Linked DNA regions of Homo sapiens: region 1 is linked to region 2. The links are chromatin loops, found by intact Hi-C in ENCODE. Cell type or tissue: PC-9. All regions are shown on one strand. Links, peaks and the distances in the headings refer to the core of each region. The heading gives the core; the rest is flanking DNA. Region 1 has its middle 40 kb from the start of MIR548AP. Region 2 overlaps AGBL1 (AGBL carboxypeptidase 1).

The links. Peaks named below come from ENCODE experiments on the same cell type or tissue, not always from the same donor. Only the 100,000 strongest peaks of a DNase experiment are listed, where the experiment ranks them.
Region 1: it touches region 2 in a loop (4-fold over the local background); 11 of 110 quality-filtered maps call a loop at or near these places.

Annotation. Positions count from the first base shown.
Region 1 is chr15:85,858,038-85,873,710 of GRCh38, forward strand. No RefSeq gene overlaps it. Among named protein-coding and RNA genes, the nearest start is that of MIR548AP, 40 kb to the left of the region's middle. RefSeq lists an enhancer at 816-875. In PC-9, for the core only: a CTCF peak has its summit at 7,232 (motif pointing right); no DNase peak of the experiment used is centred there; H3K27me3 peaks cover 6,666 bases.
Region 2 is chr15:86,225,019-86,240,691 of GRCh38, forward strand. The region is part of intron 6 of AGBL1 (AGBL carboxypeptidase 1); the gene reads left to right. Among named protein-coding and RNA genes, the nearest start is that of AGBL1-AS1, 84 kb to the right of the region's middle. RefSeq lists an enhancer at 11,909-12,787. In PC-9, for the core only: a CTCF peak has its summit at 7,330; no DNase peak of the experiment used is centred there; H3K27me3 peaks cover 1,220 bases.

The sequences.
Region 1 (15,673 bases), core at 3,650-11,649, 370 kb before region 2:
GAAAATGAAGAAAATAAACTAGTGGCCATTTTATCTTTCTTTTATCTTTCTTCTTCTTCTTCTTTTTTTTTTTAGAGAGTCTCCCTCTGTCACCCAGGCTGGAGTGCAGTGGCATGACCTTGGCTCACTGCAACCTCTGCCTCCTGGGTTCAAGTGATTCTCATGTCTCAGCCTCCTGAGTAGCTGGGGTTACAGGTGTGCACCACCACACCCAGCTATTTTTTGGTATTTTTAGTAGAGTCAGGGTTTCTCCATGTTGGCTAGGATGGTCTCAAACTCCTGATCTCAGGGGATTCGCCTGCCTCGGACTCCCAAAGTGAGAAACCACACCTGGCCCAGGGAAACAGTATTTCTCTTCTCTTCTCTTTTCTCTTTCTTTTTTTTCTAAAATGCTGGGATTACAGGCGTGAGCCACCGCTCCTGGTCGGGAACCAGTATTTCTGATGATCATTTTTTCTCATTTGAAAGACTGAAGTTAGTAACAGTAGCCCTCTCGTTTCAGGAGAGTGAATTGATACACTTGCCCTCTGTCTGCTGAACCTGTGGGTCACACCCTGGGCTGCTGTCCTGCTTCCCCTTCCTGCAGGCTGTGCTCACAGCAGGTGGATAAAGAGCTTGCATTACTTACCGACAGCTCTTACCCAGGGAGCTCCCAGCAGTGGTGTGTGTGTGTGTGTGTGTGTGCATGTGTGTGTGTGAGTGTGCGTGTGTCTGCGCGCGCGTGCACACGTCCCTCGTGGCCGAGTCCTTTCCTCCGAACCCAGCAGAAGATCTGAACAGGTCTGAACCCCCAGGTCTCACCTCAAGGTGAGACAGGCTCATGTCTTTTTCCACAGAGCATCCGGACTCTGAGCACACCACGGTCGGCGGCGCCCGGGGTTTAAGTCTCCAGTGTTCAGTGACATTCTCAGCTGACCTCTAGGGGGCAGCATTGCCCAACTCCTCCTGCGGCCTCCTCGGGTGTGGCCCAAACCCTTAGTGCCATTCTGCAGGGCATGGTGAGCCTTCAACCAATTGCAGCTGCCACAATGGCTATGATTCCTATTTTCCTTCTTTGCCCTGTGTTGCAGCCACATGTCAGAAACGCCTGAGCCAAGGGTTTTTTTCCTTATAGAACTTCTTAGCACTTCACATCTGAAAATCTTGCTTGACATTTGGCTTATCCTGACTTTTATTGCAGTTTTTGTTTATACTATAATTAATGTCTATATTTAGTTTTAAATTCCTGGAGAGAAGGAATGTGTTTTTATTTTTTATTTTTCTTTGACTCATGATCATCTCTGCTAGCTACCCTTGCACCCCCAAACAGCAGTTAACTTAGAATTAGATCTAAGGGTCTCAGTGTGTGTTGGCGGATGATAGTGTGATGGGTGCAGGGGGTAGGGATGTAGAAACCATAAGTGAGACTCAGAGCCACTCTGTGCCTAGGAATTTCAGGGTATAGCCATATACCATCTCTAAACTCACTGCAGGACTATATTCCCAAAGGCCCTGTCGTTCTGATCCACTCCCCAACCCGATTCCTCATCCTGCTGTTTCCTTATCAAATGGAGACGTACTAACATTAATATTTACCTCATTGCCCACAACATTTGAAGAGTACATACTTTCCCCATAACCTCCTTAGGGGCTGAAGGATGAAAAGAATAGTCAAACACAGCAGCTAGGAATTTAAGGCCCAAGAGGGATCTGATGTCCTTTTCTAAAGCCTCTTGCCTCAGGGATGACCAGGTTGATGGGGCTCACTGGCTATGAACACAGTGCGGCTCTAGGAGAAGCCTGCTGGGAACTTCTCTGCATCACTAATGGTGCCTGTCTCCCTAAGGGACCTGCGGGGCAGTGGCTGATGAAGACAGGAGTGAGGATGCTGGGGGCAGCATGTTGCCCTTTGACCTCTGAACTTTTGATCGTGGTTCTTTGGCCTTACATTTGTGCACCCACTTGTGATTTTCAAACATTGTCAGGTCTCTGTTTGTATTAGGTGTTACAGGGCCTGTTGCAGCAGCCAGTACATTTGATACAGGGATTTGCCTAGAGTCACAGAGCTTACTAATGGAGGAATCAGTACTAGACTGTGAGTCTCTGGACATCTTCTTCTGTGCCGTTTCCTTAAATTTTTTTATTTTTATTTTTTTTGAGACAGGGTCTCACTCTGTGGCCCAGGCTGAAGTGCAGTGGTACAATCATGGCTCACTATAGCCTCAAACTCTTGGGCATAAGCAATCCTCCCACCTCAGCCTCCTGAGTAGCTGGGAATACAGGCACTTGCCACCACATCCAGCTAATTTTTTAAAACTTTTTTTGCTTTTTTTTTTTTTGGTAGAGATGAGGTCTTGCTATGTTTCCCAGGCTGATCTTGAACTCCTGGCCTCAAGTAATCCTCCTGCCTTGGCCTCCCAAAGTGCTGGGATTACGGGCGTGAGCCACCATGCCCAACCATATGCTGTTTCTTGTAAGTTTCACTGCCTACTCAGAAATGTCACCTCTCTGCAGGGAAGGAGGCAGAGTGAGTGGGGTGCCTTGGGAACGCTGGCAGCGCCTTGCCTTTTTCCTGCATTCCTGTCACTCACGGGAGTGGCTGGTCACGTCATCATTTCATGCCTTCTGAGTTGGATTTAATTACTCAAAGTGTAGCCCCTGGACGGCAACTGTGGCGTCACCTGGAGTGTTAGAAATGTAGATTCATGGTCCCACCCCAGGTCTGCATCAGGCTCCGTGGCTCTTTGCATTCACAGTGTCAGATCTTTTCAGGGTATTGTCATGCCGTCGTAAGACCTGTGTGGTCAGAGCTGCCCCTGTTGAGTGAATCGTCATCAAGGTGTGCATGTCAGGGGGCTGAGGGGCTCTCGCGTCCCAGGATTGGATGATATATTCAGGGACCCCAGGTGGGCAGCCCTGTGCGCTGAGTTCAGGGGTCAGATTGGCTGCCGGATGACTCTCACAAGGGCCTCTTTAAGACTCATGGGGCAGACTTCAGGTCAGGTGGGCACTGAAACCCCATGGAGTCCACAGCCCTGAGGGCCCTGTGTCTACGGCCTCTCCCTCACTCACAGGCCACCTTCAACCTTTTGTTCTTCTGCTGACCTTGTGTTCTAGGTGGACAGTTTTTGCACAGTGCTGGGCCATGCCAGACACTGCTGAAAGTCTAAGCATTTTCCCCAATATGAACAGAAAGAAGCTCACTTTATTAACAACATAAATCTAAGAGTAGTTTCATCTTCAAACTTAACTCCCAACCACCAAAGTCCTGGCTGTTTATAAAATGTTCTCCAGATGTGCCAGGAGATCCGCAACCATTGGCGGGGGACATCCTCCTGTGAGCACGTGAAGCCCATCAGTGGAAAGCATCATGTTAGCCGAAGTGGTGTCAGCTTGAACCTAGCCAATTCAGCTGAAGGCAACATCCATACCAAAGGATGGCAAGTGAAAGATTTGTTCAAGGCCGGGCACAGTGGCTCACGCCTGTAATTCCAGCAATTTGGGAGGCTGAGGCGGGAGGATCACCTGAGGCCAAGAGTTAAAGACCAGCCTGGCCAGCATGGTGAAACCCTGTCTCTACTAAAAATACAAAAATTAGCCAGGCATGGTGGCGGGTACCAGTAATCCCAGCTACTCAGGAGGCTGAGGAAGGAGAATGGCTTGAACCAGGGAGGTGGAGGTTGCGGTGAGCCAAGATTGCGCCACTGCACTCTAGCCTGGGTGACAGAGCAAGACTCCATCTCAAAAAAAAAAAAAAAAAAAAAGAGAAAAGATAGTTCATTCATCCAGCTTATTCAAGACTGCTATGCTGGGCAAGGACAGGAGGAGGCTGGGGTTCAAAATCCTCTCTGGAGGCAGAAGAGTTGAGCTTGACCACAAGCAGCAGGCTTCTCTCTTTGTTGGCCACCCCCTGACTGTGGCTCAGCTAAGAGAAACATGTTCTCACCCCAGTCTGGACAATCAGGAGAAATTCGAAAATACTGATGCTCAGCCCCCACACTGATTCCGTGTGCCTGGGTTGAGCCCAGGTGGAGCTGAGATGCACCCCCAGTGGAGAAACTTTATGGTAGGTCACTGACTGATGATTGAAATTGAGCAGGCGTCCTTGAAAAATATGCTGAGTTCTGGGCCTCATCAGAGAAGATGCTGATTGAGTAGATTAAGGGTCAGGCCAGGGACCTGAATTTTAAAAACCCATCTCAGGTGTTTCTGACAATCGTTCTGGGCTGGGAACTGCTGGTCTAGATGACGTTTGCACTATTTAGCTAATGCTCACATTTTCCAAAGAGTATGTTTAATATTAAACCAGTGGTTTTCATTCTGGCTGCATATTATGATCACCGGGGGAGCTTTAATAAAAAATACTGTTACCTGGGTCCCACCGCAGTCCAATTAAATCAGAGTCTTGAGGGCGGGGGTGCTCCAGCACAAATAGTTTTAAAAGCTCCCCAGTTGAATCTAATGTGCAATTAGGGTTGAGAACCTTTATATTAAACCTTGAAAGAACACACAGAATTTACACCTGAACTACATTTGGAGTTTGCTTTTGATTATTGTCCGCTTTTAGTTTTTTTCACAGACCTAATTTGTTATTAAGAATGTAAATTAATTATTATGGCCTGATTGGTGTAAATCACATCGGATTCGTGACTTGCTTTGATCTGAATGCTAGACTTCCATAAATACGGTTGAAGACAGCTCTAGACTTTTGTCTCCCTCTGGCTTTTTGATAGCTGTATCAATCTGTTGGCTCACTGGGCTTGTGAAATAACTAAACCTTCAGGTCTCTTTCCCATGCGCTGCCATCGATGTGGTCTGCTGTGTCAGGGATTTTTGCTAGTGATCCTTTTGCTTACTGTGGTCAGGAATGGAATGGACCTTGGTCCTGGAGAGGTGATGGGGTGACCGTTTAGGGTAGGTGAGTAACAAAAGGGCGCCCCTTCCACTGGGCTAAGCAGCACATGCTTTGCTGGCAGAGAACGGCTGGATTTCAGACCTGCTTACTCCGTCGACCACGCACTTCTGTGTTGGGTGTGAATGGCACAAGCCCATGCGGCAGGAGTGAGGAGGGGGCCCCACTTGAACCACACGGACAGGGATGGTGGAGAGTGGCTCCCCAAAGGGAGATTGAGGTGTTATTCCCAGAGATGGGGAAATGGATATCGTGTAGGCCAAACCAGCCCTGCCCTTAGACTTGGGCAAGACAGGCTCCTTCTCAGGTGCTTCTTCAGGGTATTGTCATTCCATCATAAGACCTGTGTCCAGTGTCTTATTCCATCATAAGACCTGTGTCTTCACATGCAGACGTGTGTTTATTGCAGCATGATTTACAATAGCAAGGACTTGGAACCAACCCAAATGCCCATCAATGATAGACTGGATAAAGAAAATGTGGCACATATACACCATGGAATACCATGCAGCCATAAAGAAGGATGAGTTCATGTCCTTTGCAGAGAAATGGATGTAGCTGGAAGCCATCATTCTCAGCAAACTAAAACAGGAACAGAAAACCAAACACCGCATGTTCTCACTCATAAGTGGGAGTTGAACAATGAGAACACATGGACATAGGGAGGGGAACATCACACTCTGGGGCCTGTCAGGGAGTTGGAAGTAAGGAGAGGGAGAGCATTAGGACAAATACCTAATGCATACGGGGCTTAAAACCTAGATGACGGGTGATAGGTACAGCAAACAACCATGGCACATGTATACCTATGTAACAAACCTGCACATTCTGCACATGTATCCCAGAACTTAAAGTAAAATTAAAAAAAAAAAAAAAGGCCTGTGTCTTTTTCAGTCAAACGTCTCTGCACAGGGTGGGGCCAAGCAACTGTGCCCATCCAAGCCTGAGCCGCACCACTCAGTGCCTGAAATCCCAGCCTAAGCCCACGTGGGTCTTTTCCCTGCACTACTGTGAGAACTTTGCTTTATCTCATGTCTAAGATAAACACCCAGGACATGTCTTGTAGAGATATACTCAGTCTCAGAAATGCTTGTGCCTACTCAAAGGGGGTGTGTTGGAAGGAGCCCTGGGAAGTGTCAGGCAGAGGTCTGATTGATTGTTGACTACCTACCCCATGCTTACCATATGTTTATGCCATTTTAGTCCTTAAAACAATGGTTCTCAAAGCATGGTAACCAGACCTGCAGCATCAGCGCTGCCTGGGAACTTATTAGAAATGCAGAGGTGGGAGGATCACTTGGGGTCAGGAGTTCAAGACCAGCCTGGCCAACATGGCAAAACCCCATCTCTGCTAAGAATACAAAAATTAGCTGGGCATGGTGGCATGTGCCGGTAGTCCTAGCTACTTGGGAGGCTGAGGCAGGAGAATTGCTTGAACACGGGAGGCAGAGGTTGCAGTGAGCCGAGATCTTGCCATTGCACTCCAGCCTGGGCAACACAGCCAGACTCTGTCTCAAAAAAAAAAAGAAATGCAGATGCTTGGGACCACCTGGGACCTGCTGAATCAGAGACTCTGGGGGAGGAGTCGGGGTAGAAATCTATGTTTTAACCCTTTAGATTATTCTGGGGCTTGCTCAAGTTTAAAACTGCTGCCTTAAAACATCCTCAGTCCTTAACATAATCCCCTATGTGTTATCACCACCATTCAGATAACAATCCCCAGGAGATGTCTAAGCTGCCCCAAGCAGAAAGTGGCACCTCAGTGCTGAAATGCAAACCCAAGTCCACCTAGCCTGAAAGTCCTCAGAGCTTCTTACCACATCCACCCTGCCTGCAAAGAAAATCTAGAAGCTAGTTTTTTTTCTGGCTCCTCCTCCCGCTCTCCTTCTAAGGTAGTCCACTCCCTCCTCTTTCTCACTGTCTCTGATCGTGACCCTCCCACACCTGCTTTCAAAGCTTTGTCTGTGAACCAATTAGAGGTTTGAAAAGCTGGTATCAGAAGTGCCCAGTATCATTTTTATGAGACTTCATGAATAAGAAAACAATGCCAACAAGTCAATATTGCGTGCAAATGTCAGTAAATTCCCACTCAATGGCTCCCTAGCCTGAATTTTGCAGAGTGAAATCGATGCAAGTTTTGTCAGGCCTGCTGACTTTAAAGGCGGAGGACCCTGTGCATCCAGAGAACCCACTGAAGGATGTAGGCTGCATCGTCACTCACTCTGGAAGGAAGTTAACAAAAGTACTTACACCTTTAACCTCCAGGGCATTCCTTCCCAGGCTGTGGAGGGGGGCTCCTTAGCCTGCAGTGACCTGGAATATGTTTCCAACTTTGCAGAAGTGCTGAGATCCACAAGATGGCAGCAGCCGCTCAAGCTTCGCACAGGGTCCCTGCTGCTTTTGTAATTCCCAAATTAAAAACCAAACCAAACCAAACCAAACGTACATCTGCAATCTGGAAGACGCCAGGAAAGATCATTCATTCTAGGCCTGCCCCCTTTACATCCAGAACTGTCCACATCAGAATCAATGTGAGCAAACTGCTTATAAAGGTCTTAGGGAAAAGGAATCTCAATTGTTGACTCAATTGATTCATTTATTTATTTACTTCTTTTTCCATCCTCCCAACTTTTCACTCTGAAAAGTTTCAAACCTATAGAAAAGCTGGAAGATGAACATCTTCTTGGTCTTCACTGGGATTCATCAAATTATCACATTTAGCCACATTTATTTCATCTTTCTCTCTCTTCCTCTGGATGAAAGCTTTGATAGTTGCAGACACCCTGACACTTTACCTCTCAATAATTCAACACGTCTTCTAAGAATAAAGACATTTCTTTATATAACCACAACATCACCATATCCAAGAACCTTAACATTGATACATTACTTAATTTATAATCACATTTAAATTGCCCCAACGGTCCCAGCAATGTTCTTTACAATAATTTTCTTTCTTTCCCTTCCTTCCTTCCTTCATTCCTTCCTTCCTTCCTTCCTTCCTTCCTTCCTTTCTTTCTCTCTGTCTTTCTTTCCTTCCTTCTTTGAGATGGAGTCTCACTCTGTGGCAGAGGCTGGAGTGCAGTGGTGTGATCTCAGCTCACTGCAGCCTCTACCTCCCAAGTAGCAGGGATTACAGGCGTGTGCCACCACACCTGGCTAATTTTTTTGTATTTGTAGTACAGATGGGGTTTCACCATGTCAGCTAGGCTGTTCTTGAACTCCTGACCTCCAATGATCCGACTGCCGCGGCCTCCCAAAGTGCTGGGATTACAGGTGTGAGCCACCTCGCCTGGCCTATAGTAATTTTCAATCCCCTGCTACAGAGTCCATTTGAGTATCACACCCTCATGTAGTTGTCATGTCACCTTTTTTGTAGAGCTCTCCTCCTCCGCTTTTGATCTTTTATGACATTGACATTTCTCAACAGTCCGGTTCATGTGTTTTGTAGAATGCCCAGCACTCTGGATTTGTCTTACTGATTCTGGATTATTAATCCAGGTTAAGTATCTTGGCAAGAATACTACCAGGGCAATCTGGCATCCTTCCTGTTACATCACTTCAGGCGGCACATGATGTCATGTGGTCCCATTACTGACGATGCTAAATTTGAACACCTAGCTAAGGTATCAGACCTCGGGCAGAGAACTCATTCTTGTCCTGCGCCTGCAGCAATCCTGAACGGCCACCCCACCTCCTCCCTTGACTCGCTGGTCTGTACGCTCCCTGCAGCAGCCAGAGAGATGCTCTGAAAGTGTTAGTCAGATGAGGCCATGCCTTTGCTCAAAACCTTCCTATGGCTTCCCACCATGCCCAGAATAGCTTCCAAACTCCTTGCCATGCCTTCACAGCCCTGCATGGTCTGGCTGCTGTCTAACTTCTTTTTCAACATTAAAATTAAAAAAAATTTAAAATAAAAAAATTTTAAATTGGCATAATAATTGTACATAATTATGAGGTTGATAGTGAAGCTGCAATACACATAATATATAGTGATCAGGGTAGTTAGCACACTCACCATCTCAAACACTTATCACTTCTTTGTGTTGGGAACGTACAACATCCTCCTTCTAGTTACCCGAAACTATTAATATCTAGTATCTTATTGTTAATTATGGTCATCCTACAGTGCTATAGAACACTGCAACTTATTCTCCTCATCTAGGTGTGATTTTGTATCCTGTAACAAATCTCTCCCTATTCCTCCCTGCCCTCTATACTTCCCAGCCTTTAGCATCTTCTGTTTTACTTTTTACTTCTATGAGAGCAACTGTTTTTAGCTTCCATATGAATGAGAACATGTGGTGTTTAACTTCCTGTTCCTGGCTTATTTTATTTAACATAATGTCCTCCAGTTCCATCCATGTTGCTGCGAAAACAGGATTTCATTCTTTTTTATGACTGGATAGTATTCCTTTGTGCATATACACCACATTTTCTTCATTCATCTTTGTTGGACACCTAGATTGGTTTCATATCTGGGCTATAGTGAATAGCGCTGCAATAAACGTGGGAGTGCAAAGTCTCTTCAATATACTGATTTCCTTTCCTTTGGAAAACTGCCCAATAGTGGAATTGCAGAACTTACAGTAGTTCTATTTGTAGTTTCTTGAGAAGCCTCCACACTTCCTCCATAGTGGCTGTACTAATTTACAATCCCATCAATGGTAGATGAGCTCCCTTTTCTCCATATCTTCACCGGCATTCGTTATTTTTTGTCTTTCTGATGATAGCCACTTTACACTCTAACTGGGTGAGATGATACCTCACTGTGGTTTTGATTTGCATTTCCCTGATGATTAGTGATATTGAACATTTTTTCATTTATTTGTTGGCCATTTGTATTTCTTCTTTTGAGAAAAATCTGTTGAGATCATTTGCTTCTCCTCCAGTCCACCCCCACTGCTTTGTTTGTTTGTTTGAGACAGTCTGTCTTTGTCACCCAGGCTAGAGTGCAGCAGCATGATCAAGGAGCACTACAGCCTTGACCTCCCAGGTTCAGGTGATCCTCCCACCTCAGGGCCTCCTATCCCCACAACCCTGGTCACTGACCATACCCAGCTAATTTTTGTATTTTTGGTCGAGATAGCCTGCCACATTGCCCAGGCTGGTCTCAAACTCCTGGGCTCATGTGATCCTCTGGCCTCAGCCTCCTGAAGTGCTGGAATTACTGGCATGAGCCATGATGCCTGGCCTTTTTGCCCATTTTTTAATTGGATTTTTTTCACTGTTGAGATATTAGAGTTCCTCATATATTCTGGATATTAATCCCCTGTCAAATGAATAATTTGCAAATATTTTCTCCAGTTCCGTAGGTTGTCTTCTCACTCTGCTGATCATTTCCTTTGCTGTGCAGAAGCTTTTTAGGTTTGATGTAATCTCATTTATTTATTTTTGTTCTTGTTGCCTATGCTTTTGAGGTCTTCTTCATAAAATCTTTTCCCAGATCAGTGTCCTGAAGCATTTCCCCTATGTTTTCTTCTGGTAGTTTTACAGTTTGGGGTCTTACATTTAGGTCTTTGATCCATCTTCAGTTGATTTTTGCATATGGTGAGAGATAGGGGTCTAGTTTCATTCTTCTGCATATGGATATCCAGTTTTCCTAGCACCATTTATTGAAGAGACTGTCCTTTCCCCAGTGAGTGTTCTTGATTTCTTTGTCAAAAATCAGTTGGCTGTAGATACCTGGATTAATTTCTGGGTTCTCTATTTTGTTCTATTTGTCTGTGTGTCTGTTTTTATGCCAGTACCATGCTGTTTGGGTTATTAAAACTTTGTAGTATTTTTTCTTTCTTCTTTTTTTTTTGAGACAGAATCTCCCTCTGTTGCCCAGACTGGAGTACAGTGGTGCGATCTCAGCTCACTGCAACCTCTGCCTCCCAGGTTCTAAGTGATTCTCCTGCTTCAGCCTCTGGAGTAGCTGGAATTTACAGGTGTGTGCCACCATGCCTGGCTAATTTTGTATTTTTAGTAGAGACGGGGTTTCACCATGTTGGCCAGGCTGGTCCCAAACTCCTGGTCAGTGATCAACACACCTCGGCCTTCCAAAGTGCTGGGATTACAGGCGTGAGCCACTACACCCAGCCTCTTGGTAGTATATTTTGAAGCCTGGTTGTGTGATACCTCCAGCTTTGTTTTTTTTGCTCAGGATTGCTTTGGCTATTAAGGATCTTTAATGATTCCATACAAATGTTAAGATTTTTTTTTCTATTTCTGTGAAGAATGCCACTGGTATTTTGATAGGGATTGCGCTGAATCTGTAGGTTACTTGGATAGTACCTGCCTACCTTCTGACCTTGTTTAGCTGTTCTCCCTCCTGCTCACTGTATTTACCTACCTGGCCATCTTTCGGTGTTTTTGGAGACATCAAACTGCACTTTCAGTTCTCTCCACCCTTAATGTTCTGGCACAGTGCCTCCCTCTTATTACCCAGGTTTCAGTTAAGATGTTAGTTTCATCTCTAGCTTATTTTTCTATGAAGCACTGATCATCAACTGAAATTAAGTACTTATTTATTCCTTTACTTACTGGTAAGTAAGAAATGACTTACCCCATCCTACAGGTTCCCAAGGTCCACGAAGGCCGACTCCTGGGTTGTTTTGTTTATGACTGCATCATCACCCCTAATAAAGCCCGGCACACAGTAGGTGCTCAGTAAATGTTTGTGAATGAGTGAATGAATGAAATCAGCTCAATGGGGTATTGGGGCTTTTCTTTGTTTGTTTTTCTTTGAGACAGAGTCTACCTTTGTCACCCAGGCTGTAGTGCAGTGGCACAATCTTGGCTCACTGCAACCTCCACCTCCCAGGTTCAAGTGATTCTTCTGCCTCAGCCTCTTGAGTAGCGGGGATTACAGGCGCCTACCACCACGTCCGGCTAATTTTTGTGTTTTTAGTAAAAACAGGGTTTCACCATATTGATCAGGCTGGTCTTGAACTCTTCACCTCAGGTGATCCTCCTGCCTCAGCCTCCCAAAATGCTGGGATTACAGGCGTGAGCCACTGAGCCCGGCCTTGACTCCAGTATTATCTGAGACCAAGTTCTACTCTTTGTGGGCAGATGACCCTAGACAAACTTCTTACTGTTTTGTGCCTCATTCGCTCCATCTTTAAAATGGGACTAATCCATTTCTGTCATACAATTGGCATGAAGAGTGATGTGATGGTGAGTGTGACCAAGCTCAGCGAACCATACTACACAATCTCTAAATATAAGGGGTTATTCTCATTCAGGGGCAGTTTTCCTGAAACAAAGAAATCTCAGTTTTTCTGCGTCTTCAGAACTTTCTTTCTGCAGCTGCCTGAGTAATAAAAACTAGCATTTTAGTCCAGAGTGCTTCCCTGGAAGCCTTGGTGTTTAGAGCTGAAGGGTCATTAAAAGACCAGACGGCAAAAAAATCTTTTAGATTACTGTTTCCAGAAGCTCCGTGGTTTAGTGGAAAGCCCCGGTGCTCTGGCAGTGCCCCGCAGAAACAAAGATCAATAATGCCCTTTGCAATCAATGCTTTTGGTGCTCTTCACATCTGCAGCCGCTGCCTGCCCTGGCACAGCTGCCCACCTGCTGCTTTGGAGATGAGGAGTAGACCCAAGGGTTGGACATGTCACACATCACCATGACAACCATAGCATGTGCTTGTGTGTGTGTGTGTGTGTGTGTGTGTGTACATGTTCCCATGCTATCCACCAGCTGCGGGATGAGGGGGTGCCAGGAGCCCATGGAAGGACGCCAAAGGGCGCAGCAGGTGGCTGGGGATAGGTGTGAGAGGGCTTGGATGGGGAATCAAGTGACAACTTTGCCCTCCTTTTATTTTTTTCTGTTTTTATTGAGATATGATTCATATGTCATAAAATGCACCCTTTTAAGATGTACAATTCCGTGGTTTCTAGTATTGAAAGCTTGTGAAACCATTACTAATTCTAGAACATTTTTGTCACTCCAAATACCCTTTAGCAGTCACTGCTATTCCCATGCACCTCTCCATGGATTTACCAATTTCGGGCATTTCTTGTAGGTGGAATCATATACTGTTGTCCTTTTATGACTGACTTCTTTCCCTTAGCCTAATGTTTTTGAGGTTCTTCCATGTTGTAGATACATCAGTACTTCATTCATCAGTGCTTTTCAAGGCTGAATAATATTCCGTTATATAGCTACACCACATTTTGGTTACCCATTTATCCATTGGTGGACGCTTGGGTTGTTTTCACTCTTTGGCTACCACTATGTTCATTTGTGTACAAGTTTTTGTGTGAACATATGCTTTCATTTCTCTTGGGTAATTGCTGGTTCTTTCTCTTTCATTTCTTTTCTTTTTCTTTTTTTTTGAGAAGGAGTCTCACTCTGTTGCGCAGGCTGGAGTGCAGTGGCACTATCTCGGCTTACTGCAACCTCTGCCTCCCAGGTTCAAGTGATTCTTCTGCCTCAGCCTCCTGAGAAGCTGGGATTACAGGCACATGCCACCACGGCTGGCTAATTTTTGTAGTTTTGGTAGAGACGGGGTTTTGCCATGTTGGCCAGGCTGGTCTCGAACTCCTGACCCCAGGTGATCCCACCTCGGCCTCCCAAAGTGCTGTGATTACAGGCGTGAGCCACCGTGCCCGGCTTCTTTCCCTTTTATTGCTGGCATTCCACAGCATTCTCATGTTGAAGCCAGGTATGGAGAAGGCTTGCGGCACGAGGGAGGCCCTTGGACCCTCTGAGCTCTGAGAGTCCTGCTTTGATGACTAGTGAGTGGTGAACACAGAGGCAACCCGGAGGGCCAGCACACAACCCCCTTCCTGTTTACCTGTGGTGCACAGCCGGCCAGCTCTATTTCCGTCTCCCCTGTAGCTAGCATCAGCCCTGTGACGGTTTCAGCCAATGCAATGTGGGAGGCGGTGATGAAAAACCATTTCCAGGCCTGGCCCTACAGCCCCTGCACAGCTCTCTCCCCCACCTTTCCTCCTGTGTCTGCTATATGAACACAGAGGATCCAGGGGAGACTTCTGCCCTAAGGGGTGCCACACCGATCCATGGAAGGCATCCACATCCTTGAACTGCTGTTTGATGCAGGGAGGGCCTCACTGCCAGTTCACGTTAATTTGTGATGTGAACAAGAAATAAACCTTTATTACCTCAGGCCACTGATATTTTGGGGTCGTTTCTTACCCCAGTTAGCCTGTCCTGACTCGTAGAGTTTCTTCAGGTAAGGAACATCCAGCCAGTCTCTAGAACCATCTGCAGAGCTTCTGGCCCTGCCTCCAGCTTCCTCCCACCTTGCCCTTGGCTCCCTCCACAGTGGGGTTTTCTGCAAGGCCTCCTCTGGTTTGATGTCTTCTGCTAAGGTGATCCATTGTCCTGGAATGCCTGGAATGGAGGGGTTTCTTGGGAGTTAGGTTTTCAGTTTGAAAACTGAGACACTCCCAGGCAAACTGGGATGGTTGGTCACTTCCGGACGTTCTCACCTCGTCTCCGATCTGGGACTTAGGCTGAACTCCACTGTCTTTGGCCCATCAGAGAAGAACGCCACATTTGTTGTGGTTAAAGTTTGGGAGCATCAAGGCATATGTATGAGGTATTTGCCATCTGTGGGTCAGATTTTAGGATCCTGCCTGTACTCTCCCAGGGCTGGAATGAGCTGTTTTCAGGCTGTGCTGGGAATAGATGCTTGGGGTAAGTGGGCTGATCACATCTTCAGCCAGGGCTGCCATGAGGGCAGTACTGATGCACGGTGATCCATTGGATGTTCCATATGAGGTTTATTCTAAGGAGGGAGGAGACCTACGAATGCTTGAAAAATGAATCAGGAAATATAAGACAGGTAATATAAGACTGGTCAGCCCGCCAAACTAGAGGGATAGAGTAGGTGAGAAGGCAGAAGTGAATGGAGGACTAGAAACAGTCCCGGAAAGGGAATGATTCCAGATCCATGCCTGCAAACATATCCCATCTGTCTGGGCACTCCTGTGTGCTGCTGGTATACCTTGTGGGCCTGGGTCTATGCTCTCATCCATCCTGTTTATGCATTTGGTGACTTTTGGTTTGTTCCTGGTGTGACCTCTGAGTTCTAGTGTCTGAAGGCTTCCAATAACCTCTCCCCTCAGAAGGCCCAGGAAGGACCCCAGGCTTGCTCCTTTAGCAGGTAGGACTCATACTTGTCATCCCAAGGCTAGAGCTCAATGCAAACACACCAAGGTGGCAGGTGTGATCCTTGGATGCGTGCTGTGTAATGCTGCATCCCTAGCCTTGGCTTCCCTCCTAAACCCAGGCCCCCTCCTCATCAGTGCCCACTGCTGGTCCTGGGAGGGAGTGAAGAAAGTGAGGTGGACCAGTGCCATTCATCACCACCATCAGAAAACAATCTTAAGCTCTTTTGTTCACAAGCCAATAGTACTGTTTTTGGAATGAAGGATAGCTGCTGGTTTGGCTCTGTTGTAAGCCAGCAATAAGAGAATTAAAGGACTCATTAAGGTCCTCCAATGATGTAGACAAGTGCTCTCAGTGGTCATTCCCCATTAAAAGTGAATAAGACTATCAATCGAGTCAGATATTAGACTTGAGTTCCTTTCTCTAAGTGCAAAAGGGTGTTTTCTGGATCATGAAAACGAAATGCCCATTTCTCTTCAATCAAGTTAACACAAGGGACCTGTGGGGAGAGTCTTTCTGTTCTCGTGATGGAGGATTTGCTGAATTATCGCAGCTGAGTCTTTCTAAGGTTGTTTTCATCATAGATGCTGGAAGAGCCATTGCAGCTGCAGACACAATACAGGCAGGGGCTCTGTTGAGAGGCATATTCCCTTCTTG
Region 2 (15,673 bases), core at 3,679-11,678:
CCCCATGGCTGTTTCTTTTTTTTTTTTTTTCATGAACTACTATTTCTCAATCACCTATGGCTAATTCCTGACCTTGAAAGTGATAAAGTCATGTCGTGGGTCTTTGGGGGTAAGATAGAGAATATTATGGCTGTTCCAGGTACATGACCACAAAGAGAAAATAAATATTATCCATACACAATGCCACCAAGACAATGGACCCTAAAGGGGGTATATTGACTACTGTGGAGCTGATGGACCCTCCACCCCTGTCTAACAGAGCCAGCAGTCCCTAAAGATTGTTGAAATAAATTCCAGGTTCCAGTGGGATTGCCTCCAGGTCCCAGTGGAAGAAAAGATTTTGGCTGGCTGGAGAGAAGTATTCCTGTATTTGGTTCTCAACTCAGCTCAGCTCATGAGTCTATATTCTTGGGCAGGTGGAGTGCTGGGAATTGCTTGGACAATGATGATGCTGATAACAAATTTATATTTAAAAGTTGACTCTTTTCTCAGTTACTTGAGTGATTGCAAAAGAATAGCTCTGGGGTTCTGAATAATTTGAGGAATTTTTTGCCTGGTAGCCCTGGCCTAATTACGTTGGGAGTCAATTTCATGTGTGCAATATAATAGCAGGCACAATGCACTTGGGAGGGAAGAAGTCTTAGCTTAATGTTTTTACTCATTTTTTCCTCCTTACCTCTTCATCTATTTTAATTTGGCACCTTGGAAGCCAGCTGCTTCAATTGTGATATTTGTTTCTCTATAGGGAGCCTGAGGCCTGTGGGTAATAGGTGAACTTTAATAAAACTTTTAAATAAATAAATAAAAATAAAAACACTCTCTCCCCCCATCCATACATCTCTGTCAACTATAAGCAGAGAGAAAGAGCCAAATCACATGCTGTTTCCCTTTATAGGCTTAGAAAAATTGAAGCTTGAATTCATTTGGTTTATTTGAATTTGATATGAGATGCAAGTCCACATCTGTGGACTTGACATGAGATAAGCTTGATAAGCTGTGATATGAGATAACTTGAGATAACTTGATAAGCTGTGATATGAGATCCACAGCTTAAAGACCTGCAGGTAGAGTGGAGGTGGTAAGAGCAGGATAGGGGAGTGAAGAGGAAGGGCTTATGAAGCCCTGGAGATAGGAAGGGATGGAAAAGTGTTACTGTGGGTTCTGGGGAGAGGACCATTCATTCTTCAGACTGAACTTGCTTCAGGTTTGGCATCTCGGTTCTCATTATTTATCTGCTCCCTCGGTTGCTCCCAAATGCCTGGTGTTTGAAGCACCAAGGTGAGGGGGTGTTGAATTGCAGGAGGAAAAGATGCTGAGAGCAGCCTGGTAGGCCAGCCTGTGAATGTCATGCCTTGGGAAAGAAGCTATCTCTCAAATCCCCCCAGCCCAGCCTTGGCATGGAGGACTTGATGTTTCATGGGAAGGGAGCCCAGAGAGCTGAGTAAGGCTGGCTTACTTTCTACATACACACTTTCCTTAGCTCTTGAGCTTACGGTTGAGCATCCTGATATAAATTGTACCTACCTAGATGTGTAAAACTCTGAAAGTAGTCTTATGTCAGTTGTTTACTCTATTGATCAGGAACACAATGCCTCAGCCCAGGAAAAACCAATAGCCAGTGCAAACACGGCTTGATTCAGGCTCAGACCGTGTAGCTAGGTTTTCAACACACCAGCCATGCCTAGTAGGCTGAGTGTGCAGTGATGGGCCTCAGCTTTTAGAATTTCTAACTTCTTCTTTCCCTTTAGAGCTTAGCTCAGATATTGCCTCCTCTGAAAATCCTTTCTCTGACTACCACAACTTGGATGCCCCTCACCAATGCTTTTATAGGCTCTCCCAACTCAGACTTGATTACATTGTGATGAAATTGCTATTGTCTGTCTCTTCCAGCAGACTGCAAGCTTTTGAGGGAGAGAGTCATCTGTATTGGTTGTTGTATTACTTGCCTCAGCACAATGAAAATCCTGAAATAAGTATTTGTTGACTAAATTTTTTTTGTTGTTGTTTTCTTTTTAAAATAATTTTGAGTACTGGGATACCAAATTTTTAAATGAATACATGATTTGTGATTTTTCCCATGTGTAAAAATGGCAGTACTGCCCCCTTCTACCAGAATCTAACATCCATGCATAGAACCAATGATCTAAACATTTGTGATTCTCATCTCTATTTACCTGTTCTAACAGATTGGTGGAGAACTGCAATAGCTTGCTGTCCTCCACATATAAAACGGGTTTTAGTGTCCCACTAGGAGGATGTATAGCCTATTTGCTAATTCTGCTGAGCTGTCTATACATCTTTGGTGTTAATTATAACACAAGGTAGTTGGATGAGAGGTTCTCTAACATTCTTTCTAACACTAAATACTCAGCCTTAATGTGTATCAGGGTTTCTCAATGTACCATTGGCATTTTGGACAGGATAATTCTTTGCTGTTAGAGTCTGTTCTGTGCATTGCAGGATATACAGCAACATCCCTGGCCTCTACCCACCAGACGCCAGTATCATGCCTCAGTTGTAACCAAAAAATTATCTTCAGACTCTGCCAAATATCCCCCATGGGGGGTGGACAGTAAAATTTCCACTTGTTGAGAATCACTGATGTGTATGTATTTGGGTACACACATGAGCTGAAGCTCATTCAAAGTTTCAAAAGACCCCTTCCAAAATACCTTTATTGATATTTCCAAGAAATGCACTTCTTGCATAATTGATGTGAAATTCCTCAGTATCAGCCTCATTCATATGGGTTCATAAGAGGTAAGAACACTGAAGGCAGAATGTCATTGTGAGCATTTACAAAGTACTTTGGAGGGAAACAGATTCTACAGGATCTTGAGGGTCTGAGAATGAGGAGGGCAAATAGATTTAATAATGAGTAGAAAGTCCAATGTGTGGGTAGGAGAATTCTGAGATCATGTTTAAGCTCAGCAAGAAAGAGGACTTCATTTAAATCGCAAAGTCTGTCATGGATTTGGGGAGAAGTAATAACAGCATGCTAGGCAGCTGCCGTCTTTGTTTTACCAGCCTATCAAAAGTATTGATGGCATGAAGGGTCTGGTTATAGATGGTACCAACATTCTGATGAGTCAGGGGTTGCTGCAGGGCATAGAAGTGTTGTGGAATTTTCTATTTGCTTTACATTGCCTATATGTCATGTATAGTTAAGACCTGATGTGGAATATCTTTCGACTTGGACCCCAGAGTGAGTTTGCCTCAGCCGAACTTAAATTCAGGAAGTCAGTTTCTGTCTAAAATTCAAGACTTCACCATCTGGCACTGATATCTGGGAACGTTTATGTAAACCTTTAGCTCCTAAAGGCACACTCCTTTTAGCTGGTGATTATTCTGAGCTTGATCTTTGCTTGTCAGTGAGTGTAAAAGTTGGCCATTGTAATCGTTCTCTGTAATTGCATCCCAAAAAGGAAATAATTCTCTGATCTAAGTAAAGCCAGGAGTAAAGACCCACTACTCTGCAGGGAGAGGGGGCAGTCAGTGGTCCTGTGACAGTAAACACTAGGGTGGGTTGGAAATCTGAGGCCACTGAGGCCCTATCAAGTAGTGACAGGCGGAGGTCATCCCCAGGAAAAGCAGAAGTGAGGGATCAGGGAGACTTGGAGTCTACCCACAGTAACCACAGAAAGCAAGGGAAAGATCACCTGCATTGCATTTGGAAGATCTCATTATTCAGCTTTCTCTTTTATCAAGTAGTGACTGCATGAAAAGCCAGTGTAGAATATGTGGGTGTTGGGAAAAGAAAAATGAACAAACACATTTCCCGTCTCTGTCTCTTTCTGGGCAATAGCAGGCAAAATAAACCTGGAAATCCTAGTTCTCTTCTCCAGTTATCTCAGCAATTTGGGATCCTACAAATTAAAAATCATTGCTCACTCAAGGTTCCTTTCTGTGTCTATGTAGGCTGGAATGGTCTAATCCAAATCCCGTGCCTTTCCTTGTATCAGTTCCCCTCTTCTCCACTCTCACATGCACAAATCCCACCCTAAATTGTCCTGTATTGAAAGTTTTGCCTTTTTATGCTTTATCCTATCCAAACACATTTAGCTTTTTATTCCTGAAATGTAGTAAAGCTTTAGTCAGGAAATAGTGCTACTTATTATTGCAGGAAATTTTTTAATATAATAAATCAAAACAACATGTCCTTTGTTTTTCCCTCTGTATTAGTCTGTTCTCATGCTGCTATGAAGAAATACCTGAGGCTGGGTAATTTACAAAGGAAAGAGGTTTAATTGACTCAGTTTTGCAGGGCTGAGGAGGCCTCAGGAAACTTACAATCATGGCAGAAGGGGAAGCAAACATGTCCTTCTTCACATGGCAATAGCAAGGAGAAGTGCCAAGCAAAAGGGCAAAAAAACCCTTATGAAACCATCACATCTCATGAGAACTCACTCACTATCAGGAGAACAGCATGAGGGTAACTGCCCCCGTGATTCAATTACCTCCCACCAGGTCCCTTTGATTCAAGATGAGATTTGGGCGGGGACACAGCCAAACCATATCACCCTTTCTTATCATCTGCCTTCACTCTGCCTTTATCTCATCTCATCTTCTTCTACCTTCATCTCTGTCTTTTCCTCTTTTTCCCTCATCCTTTTTGTCATTTCTCATTTCCCTGTCCACCTTTCCCTCTTTCTTTTTGCTTCCTCAATTACCTTCCATGAGCATTAGGCATAAATGCATTTTTGAAAAATTGTGACCCTGGAAGCGGCACTTGAGTAAGTGTGCGGCAATGGGATTATGCCTGATTTGTACTGGCTCCAGAAATGAATCTTCAAATAATGTCTTAGTATTAACCTTGCTGTCCAGATTTAAAGGTCATATTCTTGCAACAAGAAAACGCCTTCTGGTTCAGGCCCTAAAACTTAATAAGGGAATGATAAGTCTCTGTCAGACCACTCTCCAATTTAAGAATTAGCATTTAAAGGAGTCTGGAAGTTTGCAGAAGTTGGGGCATGGGAACAGAAAAGCAAGTTAGCAAAGGAAGAGCGACAGAGAAGAAAAGGGGGAGGGAGAGATGTAAAAGAGCTAATGGGAAGTTTGGCAGGAAGTTGAGACTTCTCACAGATCTTCCTCGTTAATGCTCTGTCTGGCTGGTTCACAGGGACAGCCCGTCAGCCTGTTGCTCCAGGAGGCTAGGAAGGGAGGGCATTCTAAGTGCTGAGAGCCGGATCAGGAACAGACAGCCTCATAGTCTCAGGAGTCGTCTGCTGTGACCTGGCAATCAGCAATGCAGAGACGGGAGAATGTGATTGATGGCCAAATGGCTGCTCTACTACAAAATGTCAAAGAAGGGGCCATCTTTGATATGCACCCAAATCAGGTCTTTATAAGAATTCTAAGAGTTCCAAGGAGTCCTCAGAATGGCAATATATGTTTAGGATGGTTGGCATTGTTAATCCTTTGATCTCATGACCATGCACAAGTACCAGTGGATCAATGCAGCTGTCACTGAACTTGCATGTAAATTCTGTGTTTCCACACTGCCTGTGGTCTGCCCTCCTGGCTCCGGGCTCTGCCCTGCCTTGATGAGAATGATGCCCCCAAAGTTTTGCCCACAGAGTGTATTTCTTCCTTTAGTTTCCAGATGAGGGCCATGGAGTCAGACTACGAGAACTGGAAAACACCTTCAAGGCTGTCTCATCCAGGGATATTCAAATATTTGTTTTTAAAAATTCGTTCTTATTATTCATTTTTAATTGAAAAGTTAAAATGTATATATTTGTGGTGCACCACATGATGCTTTGAAATATGTAGACATTGTGATGGTTGAATTGAGGTAATTGACACATGCAGTTTTTGAGTAGAGAGCTCAGAGTCACGTCTGCCCGGCTCCCATCAATTAGCCCCAAGGCGGCCTCTGAGACACAGTCACAAAAAACAGGGCTCCTGTGAACACAGAAAACTATTGATCTTACCTCCCCCATCCCCCTTATTTTCACAGGAGGAAACTGAGGACCAGAGAGAGGGCGTGATCCACCTAGATCTCTGAGACTTCGAATGTTTCATGTCCAGCCCTTCTTTGGGTCTTGGCACAAATAACACTGTTCATAGAACCTTATGTTTATATTTCAGAGAACTAACCATACTGTAATTGATGAATCATGTTTTTTTTGCATATTATGTGTGTATGCATATTTTTCCTACTGGGTATAGCTCCAAAGGAACTGGGATTCTACTGGATCCCCCATACCTCATACTGGGCTACACCCAGAGTAGCTGATAATACATTAATGTTGACTAAGAAAGAATTCCAGGTTCCTGACTTTAGCCTCACACATTTGCTTTCAGTATGCCTTGGTGAAGAGTCCAGCCTAATTCCCGTCCCCAGAAGGAATCAAATTGTGGCATGATTATAGAGCTGATGTCTCTTCTTCCACCATAACTTCTGGAGAAGCATGCAGTATATTTCTGTGATGAGCCAAAAATTTGCTTCAAATAATATTGATAGATTTTTGCATTTGTTACACTGGGATGGACGGCTGTGATTGAGTGTGCAGGAATGCAGCATAGCAAGCTATATCCATCACGCTGTTGGTTTGAAATGACAACCCAAATATCTACCATTTAGCAAGAGTTCTTAGTATGTCAGGCACTCTATACACAGTTAGCCTATCAAGGAGATTTTATAATCCCCATTTTACAGATGTAGGAACTGAAGTTTGGAAAGCTGAAGTAACTCACATCGTTAGTGGGCTGCAGGGCTTACCTGCCAGTCTCCAGACCCCTGGGACCTGAGCTCTGTGCTGAACCGAGGAAATTAATGAGGCTAGGTTTATTTAGCCTAAAGAAGATATGACTGGAAGCTGAAAAAAAGCTAAATAAATACTGTCTAAGTATTAGAAGGATTATTGTGGGAGGGGGTATCTGTCATTGAGGTTAGAAAAGAACATGGTCCATGCCTTGTAGGCATCTGAGTGGGACCCAGCAAGAGGTACCCAGCACACCACCATGGCTGTGTAAAGGGCCAGGGTCTCTGCTGCCCTGAGGCCGAGCCTCAGGCCGGCCGATGAATGGTGGGGTGAGAGAGAGGAAGGAAGCAGGAAGAATTACAGACTCCTCATGCCATGCTGTGTTCAACTTGGCACATGGCTTTTTTTCCTGGGCTCCAAATTCAGTCCTCTCTGCCAAAATGTTATGTCTTTTGCATAAGTCCATAGAAGAGCTTAAAAGGTTTAAGCTAAAGGGATACTACCTGTCCTCGTCGCCCCCATCCCTGTCCCCTTGGGACGGTCAGACCCAGTAGGTTGGGCGGGCCTTGGGCTGAGCCGCAGACAGTAAAGCATATCGTTCCTCTTCCGGCCATGTGGTGGTGCTGTTCTTTTAGTTATCTTGGCCGCGCTAGTCCAATATTTATTTTCAGTGAGTAATTTGTTTATCAGGAGGTTATTTTAATGTAATTTTGGCCATATTTGCTATTCCATACTATCTGTGCTTCCCAGCGTTAGCAGCTTGCGTGTCTTGAAGGAAATTAGCTGAAGATGGTCTCAGAGGCATTTGCTAAGCCATTATTTAAGGGAGTTGGGAGGAGGCAGGGTGAGCAGAGCCAGGGGTGGGAACAGCCGATGGAATTTGTTGCATTTTCAGTGATGTTAGCATGATGGATCGGGACTTACGGAGGGCAGGAGCACCCGGAGCTGCTTTTTCAGAGCTGCCTCTGGTGAATCCTAGAACATCTTGTAGTTACGTCTCCCCATTTCCCCTCTCGCTCTTTGATAACCTGTTATCTTCCTTGCCTGGTCAGGAAAACACCATGTAAGGACAATGCCCTCCTGCCTCCCCGCCCTGCATGTAGCCCTCATGCCGTGTCATAGTATATTTTGTGAACCTTTTACTGCCAGCCCTCAGCGAAGTGGGAAGGAGGGTAGGGAGTAGGGAGAGAATGAGTGTTTATTAGAGTACCTGCACTGAATAATGACTATCAATAATTACGGAGCACAGCACTTGCTAGGCACTTTACACATGGCATCTCATTCTCACTAGAGCCTGTAATATTATGATCCCCATTTTACATGCAAGGAAGGTGTAATCAGGAGAGGTTAGTGACTTGCCCAAGATCCCACACATGGTAAACGAAGAGCTAAAATTTGAACTCAGTTGTGACCATTTCCAAAGGAGAAAAGCTTCATATTTCAAAGATTATTCCCACCTTCCACATGGAGTCAGGAAACTGGACTCTGGGTTCAATGCAGCCATTGATTGGCTCTGTGACTTTAAACTAGTTCTTTGCTAGTTTAAATCTTACCAATTATCAAACTGAAATCAAACACTTGACTTCAGTTTGGTTTTTCAAACATGGGAGGGCTAGCCCAGGCGAGGAGATTAGAAATTCTTTAGTAGCAAAACCTTTTTTTTTTTTTTCTTGAACATAAAATCTTTTGAGGGAAATTGCATGCATAAAGCAAACAATGGGGAGTAAGGGGAGACCCCAATTAATGACAGCATGACTTGTCCTTTGCCCCTCCCTTTCCTTGCCTCTTGATAGGCATTGAGAAACACCCAAAGAAGTTCCTGAGGGGCCAGAAGAAATCAAGTTTGAAAACCTCTGAAGTAAATATACTCAAGGGACTCTTTCAGAGCCCAGTCTGTTGTTTGAGATTACAACTTAAAAAATGGGCTGACACTTTCCTTGGGAGGTTTGAAAATGTGTTAAATCTTACTATGCAGTGGCAAGAAGGAAGAACTAGTGAAGTTTGACCTGGAGGAAGATCCAAAATATTGTTCTCATCCTCCAGCCCTAGTCAAGTAAATTCTGAGTCTCTTGGGACTAACAGACCTAATGAAACAATTGAACTGAACCTGACCCAGTGAGGAGGGTCAGCTTCCAGTTGGGATTTTACTGGCAGGCAGGATGGGCAGTATAATTCCACCTTCCCAAGGTGGCCAGGGTGTTCCCAGGCACCCATTCTGGGTCCAACACAGCTGTGGATGGTGGTGTTGAGTTTTTCTTGTTTGAGACAAAACTCTTGGTCACATAAGATATTGTTGGGTTGTGATTGCCACTAATCCTAGTTCTTACACTCATGCAGGATGCTGTCTTTTATCAGGAGATCCTGTCAAGACTTAGTTCTATCTCAAGGGCTATTCCTCTGTCCTGTGTATCTGCTTGTAGGTTTCAGCCATGTTGTTTCTTTGACCATAGTATAAAAGTGCTCAAGGTGGCTTGGTGGCATGTGTGCAGAATGGTGTATGTTCCCTGTAAGCTCAGAACTCTTACTCCGAAAGAGTAAGTCACAAGGCCGAGAGCGGTGGCTCATGCCTCTAATCCCAGCACTTTGGGAGGCCAAGGTGGGCAGATCACAAGGTCAAGAGTTCCAGACCAGCCTGACCAATATGGTGAAATCCCGTCTCTACTAAAAATACAAAAATTAGCTGTGCGTGATGGCATGCACTTGTAGTCCCAGCTATTTGGGAGGCTGAGGCAGAAGAATTGCTTGAACTCTGGAGGCGGAGGTTGCAGTGAGCGAAGATCACACCACTGCACTCCAGCCTGGGCGACAGAGTGAGACTCTATCTCAAAAAAAAAAAAAAAAAAAAAAAGAGTAAGTCACAGTGGAGAATAGCACTTGCTCAGTGGTCACTGTGCAGGCTCTGGAAAGACTGTGTAGAGTTGAACTGTGGCCACTGTGGCATGTTTCTTAATGACTCTGTGCTACACTTCCCTCATCTGTAAAGCAGGGAAAACAGTACACTCCAAAGATAATTGGTAAGATTTAAACAAGGTGATGTTTAAAAGAGTGGGAGTACAGTACTGGATCTTGGTACATCTCAATAAAGATGAACTCTTGTTTTATTGTCATCACCATTTCAAAAGTCCTGGAGGTTTCAGGAAGTGATGATATAAGGGCATAAAGCCTGATGAAATGTAAATTTGTCTCCCAAGATCTTCCCCGAGGGTTGAATGATATCTGGTTGTTTTTAGAGTCTGTCTTTTTTTCAAGAAGCTTTTTCTGTAAAAGCGCCAGATGATAGTAAATATTTTACGGTTTGTGGATCAGACAGTTCTGTCACAGCTACTTAACTCTTCCCTTATAGGACAAAAACAGCAACAGACAACATATAAAGAAGTGAAAAACTTCATGAAAACGGGCTGTGGGCAATTTGCTGACCCCCTACTTTAGACTATGTGAGCCTCGGATCTGGGGACTCTGTTTTATTCTTATTTCTTAAGCTATTCTTCTTATTCTTATTTCTTATTCATTCTTCCTTATTTCTTAAGCTATTGACTCTAATGTGTTTTATAGAGTGGACACTCAGAGTAAGTTATCTAAATGAACAAAGGAATCAGTGAATAAGTGAATGCGTGCAGATTGAACCCTGCTCAATCAATCCGCATGCACTTGTTTTGTTTTACTCTAGGGAATCAAAGGTTAATATCCAAGGTTGATGAGTTCTAAATGTCTTAAATTTTAGAACTTGTATCATCCCGGCATAATTGATGACTGGCTATGGATTGACAAAGATAAATTATCACAAAGATTTAAGGAGATAGAGAAAAATATAAACATTTCATGACTCAGAAAGTACATCATGGCTTCCTCATCACTTTCAGGATTGGCTGTACAATTATTTATTTACATCAAGATGTACCTAAGGTGTTTCCTAGCACCTTCTAATAACAGCAGTTTACAAAGCAGCTTTTCATATATACAATCTCATTTAATCTTCACCATGGTCCTGTCAGACGGGTAAATATTTAATTATTCTATAACAGTAGTTCTCAACATGAGTGACTTTGCCCCAGAGGGAGCAATTAGCAAGGTCTGGAGACATTTGTGGTTGTCACATCTGTGGTGGGAGAGGGTGTGCTGCTGGCATCAACTGAGTAAAGGCCAGATTGCTGCTGAACATCCTACAAATGCACAGGATGGCCCCACACAATGAGTAATATCAGCCCAAGATGTCAGTAGTGTGAGGATGAGAAAAATAGTGTTCTATACAGAGGACACTGAGGCCGAAAGAGATTGACTGACTTGCCCGAGATTGTGTAATATGCACTTGGCATATTGGGACTAACCTCTACTCCTTCCTTTCACTACTGCAGGTTTTAAACTTTTTTTTGAAAGAAATGAATGTTTATTTTTATTTTCAAATGAAATCCTTTGCAGAGCCACTGTATATAAACAGATGACAGTGTAGCTGCTCTGGGGACAATGGAAGTTAGAGACGCTGCTCAGCCTTTTTCTTAGCCCCTTCCACCAGTCCCAGGGGCACACAGTATGGCAACCACTGCCCACAGACCGTGAGGCACACAGAGCACTAGACATCTCTTGGCACCCCAGACTTCCAGATGTCCCTGGAAACTACTACTTTTTTTTTTTTTTTTTTTCCAGTAGGGGATGAAGCATCCAAATTCTGCTTCAATAAAATGCATTGCACAGAAGAAGAGAGAATGGAAGCATTGGGGTCACATATGAGGCTATTGATTGCTGGTGCAGCCCAGGTAATAGGAGAGGATGGACATATCGAGAGTGATAGGAGTTGAGTTAAAAGGAGAATGCACACGGCTCAAGGTTCTGTGATTGCATAGTGTTACAGCTCTGAGGACTGGAGGAACACCAGGATCCTTAGTCTCGGGCCGAATTGGATAAAACGACATGAACACACATGGAGTAGTTTTAAGGAGTGGAGAGTTTAATAGTAAAGAAAGAAGGAAGAAGCCTCCCCATACAGAGACAGAGGGAGGGGGGCTCCAAAGCCGAGAGAGGAAACCAGAGTGCGGCAGAAATCAGCTGGAGGCTGGAGGAGGGGGTATCTGATTTGCATAGGGCTCAGGGGATTGGTTTGACCAGGCGTGTCATTCACATAGCCCGGGGAAAAAACTGACCCTCCCACCCTAGCCTTTTAATATGCAAATACAGGGTACCCTGATGTTCCACACACACGGGGATATGTGGGCGGGGGGGGGCGGGGGGGGGCGGGGGGGCGCCAAGTTGCCAGGCACATGTTGGGGCAAGGGCAAGAAGATGTGGGTGGGCCCAGTTTCTAATGGTGGACTCAGTTTTTAATGGCCCACATTTGCATATCAAAGCTGGCCAGCCCAGCTCTAAAAGCCGGGCCTTTCCTGCTAGACAAGAAACGTTCTGGAGCTACTTTAAAAGAAACAAAAACTTCCCAAGGACCCTCTTTCCTCTGTATCTGCCTAAAATAATTTCTTAATAACTCCTATAACAATAGTGACACACTATTGGCTGACATAAGGCTGAAGGGTGGCAGGCTCAGGGGTGCAGAAGCATTTGCTATTTGCCTCTTCCTCATACACTCAGGGCCTAGAGGCACAATGCAGTGTGAACCGATTCATGAGCGATGCTTGCAACGCAGGGCAGAATTGCTTTCCTGCTGTCTATGTTGGTTGTCTGTACTCTGGCCAGAAGCAGGCAGCATCACTGGTGGACAGACGGGTGCCTTAAATATCAAGTTGGGGAGAAAGGAAGGTGAGGGAAGGTCTCTGATTTTCTTCTTCTTGATGTAAATCCTGGCTTTCTTCTTTAAGTGTCATCCTCTGATGAGTTGACAGTGGACACAGCAAAGTCAAACCAGGTGGAAGATTTTCTAGACCTGGAAGGGATAATGGCTTGTCTTGGGGTTTAGCAAGTACTTCCTTCCCCACCCACAGTCTAGACTCAAAATAAAAATTTGGATGGATAAAAAAACTCCTATACAAATTTCTAGGCCTATTTCTAAGACAATTATTCTGAAGGGTCTTCTTGCAGAGATGCAAAAACAACAGAAAGGCGAGTGAGAAATTCTCAGCCTGACAGATTCCCCCGCTTTTGCACAACCTGTTGGGATGAGTCTCAAAATGGTGGGGGGTCACACATCCTGATCCCTGCTCACCTTTCCCGTCATCTGCTACTACTGTCCCCTTGCTTTCTTCACCTGGCTTTAGCTCCTGGACTTTTCATTATTTGTACTTACCAAGTTTTTGCTTTATCCACTTGCTGTGTGCCCTTGAGGTTTGAAGAATTTCCTATCCCCAGATCTCTGCATCCTGGTTCCTTCTTGTCGCTCATGCCTCAGCTCCAATGCCCCCTCCTCAAGGGTCTTCCCTGATCATCCAACCTAAAGCAGCCACCCTACCTCATCACTCTAGTGCCACTGTTTTGTTTTCTCTGTATCACTTGTCTCTATGTGAAATTGCCTTGTTTAGTTTTCTTTGTGTGTGCCTATTTGGTATCTGCCTCCCCCTGCCACTCCTGTGGGACTGCAAACCCCATAAGAGGTGAGGCTTTCTCTATTTCATTTTCTGCTGCATCTCTGTTGTCAATAATAGTGCCTGGAACAACTGGTATATCGTAGTTGCTAAATAAATGTTTGCTGAATGGATTAAGGGTGGTACCTTGGGTTTTGGGTGTGTGAACATGGTTTTAGTTTATAATTTACTCTCTGCCTAGCCATAGGGAGAATCTGGCTTTCCGGACAAAGGCCTGTATGTTTATTTGCATCTAAGAAGCAAACCTCCCAAGAGTCTACCATGTTAGAGAATTTTCAAACTAGCAATATTGAAAAATCAACCATATTTTCTCAAATCTAAGTCTATCATCAACTGTGAGGTGTATGCCATTTTTTATGTGCCACTGAGTGAGAAAATGCTGTCAGTTACAATGAAAACATCACCCTTGGTAAGAAGCACCTTAATTTCAGAAATGCTAAAATGTGGATAAACATATGCCTGAGGATTGATAAAGTATGTGAGATAGACTCCTCATATGGAATGTAGAATGTTGACTCAGAAGAGTTTCGAGTCTTGTGGCGCCTTCTATGTTTATTTTTCAAATTTATTTTTTATTTTTATTTTTTTGTAGAGATGGGGGTCTCACTCTGTTGTCCAGGCTGGTCTTGAACTCCTGGCTCAAGCAATGCTTCTGCCTTGGCCTCCCAAAGTGCTGGAATTACAGGCATGCCCCTTTCTCTTCATAGGTGCAGCATTGCAACCTAAGGTCCTTCATTAGACATTGTATGTGCTGAGGGTGGGGGAAGAGCAGAGATGTGTGAGGAAGAGAAAGGTGTGGATTCTGAGGCTTTACTGAAAGTAGAGAAATTCCTGTGGTTTGGGACTAGTTCTGTGGCAAGTTATTAGAAGGAGTTGAGGATTTATAAAAAGATAGATTCATCTAGATTTAAAACAGTGGTCTGAAGTGTAGTCTCTTACCTGTCCCGGTTTCTGGAGCTTCGGAAAAGCATCTTTAATTTTATAAAGGCAGTCAATTGAGAAAACAAGATTTGCTTGAAACCAAAATTTACTTTATAGCCAAGTTTATTGAAATGTATCTATTTTACAAAGAGAAAAAAAGTACCCGAAAGCTAATTCAAAACCATCATTCTTATTTGAGAAATGATAATCAAGTATAATTTCCATTATGGATGGCATTAGGTTTCCTTATGCTTTTGTACATATCCTTATGCTTTTGGCTGTTCTCCTTTGCACCAGCCACTCCTGCAGCTGCAGGGCAGGAGGAGGTGGCAGTTGATTCCACCTCTCTTCAATGGTGCCGCACTCACACCTGGGCCTGACATTGCTGGGCCGGCCTCACTGTGTCATTGGCTGGATGTAAAGAAGTCCCCAAAACATCTTCTCCAGGGACTCAAAGAACCATAGGCTATTTATTTGGGTCTTTAAACCTTTTCAAGTTTCCTACGAAAAACCAACTCTTACCACAATTTAGGGCCCTGAGAGGGAACAGAGAAGTTGGAGGAGGGGGATTGGCTAAAAGCCACTCTTCAAGCACCGCAGGCTGTATCTCCATTAGCCTTTCAGAAATCTTCCTCAAGAAGCTGGATTAGTGGTAAGAACTAAAAGTCTTTACATAGGTGCAAAGAATGTGAACTATGCTGACAGCCTTGTGAGATGATGAATATGTTTATTAGCCCGATTTGTTCATTCCCCAAGGTATATATATAGGCACGGGAACCTCACATCGACCTCCATAGATATATACAATCATTGCTTTATCAATTAAAAATGAAAATAAAACTAAAAGGGAGCTTTGAGGCTACCATGGGATATTAACCTTTGGAGTCAGATGAGGGGATTTCATTTGAATCCTAGATATGCCACTTATAAGCTCTGCAGACTTAAATAAGTTGTTTAACTTCTCTTAGCCTCTGTCTTCATTTGTAAAAGAGGGAAAGTAATACTTATCTTTAAACATTTTCATAAGACAAATGAGATGATCCATATAAGATGATTAGCCTAGTGCAGAGCACATAGGAAATATTTAGTAAATAAATATTCACGTTGTAATGTGTTCTGATGGCAGACAGCTTATTTTCATGTAATATGATTTAGAATACTTAGTAGAGACTACTTTATCCAGAAACATCTTCTAAATAGACTCCCTGAAAAGACCCCTAAGATAATCTGTTGCAAAGTCAGTGGTATCGTATACTGTAGTTAGGGACACAACTACCTTTATTCTTACTAATGTCTCAGAAATGGGAATTCTCAGGTGGAAAATTGCAGGGTTTGAGAAGAGTGGTTTGAAGCAAGGGTTTCAATGTGGAGTCCTATTTGGGATCAGGCAAGTTTTGCAATATAATTGCTCAAGGTTGGGAGGAAGGGATTTGGAAGGAAACTTTGGAGAGTAAGTAAGAGTTCAATCCCCCCAGTTGCATGGTCTTCTGTTCTGAGAAGGGGGTTTCTATCCTGAAAAAGACG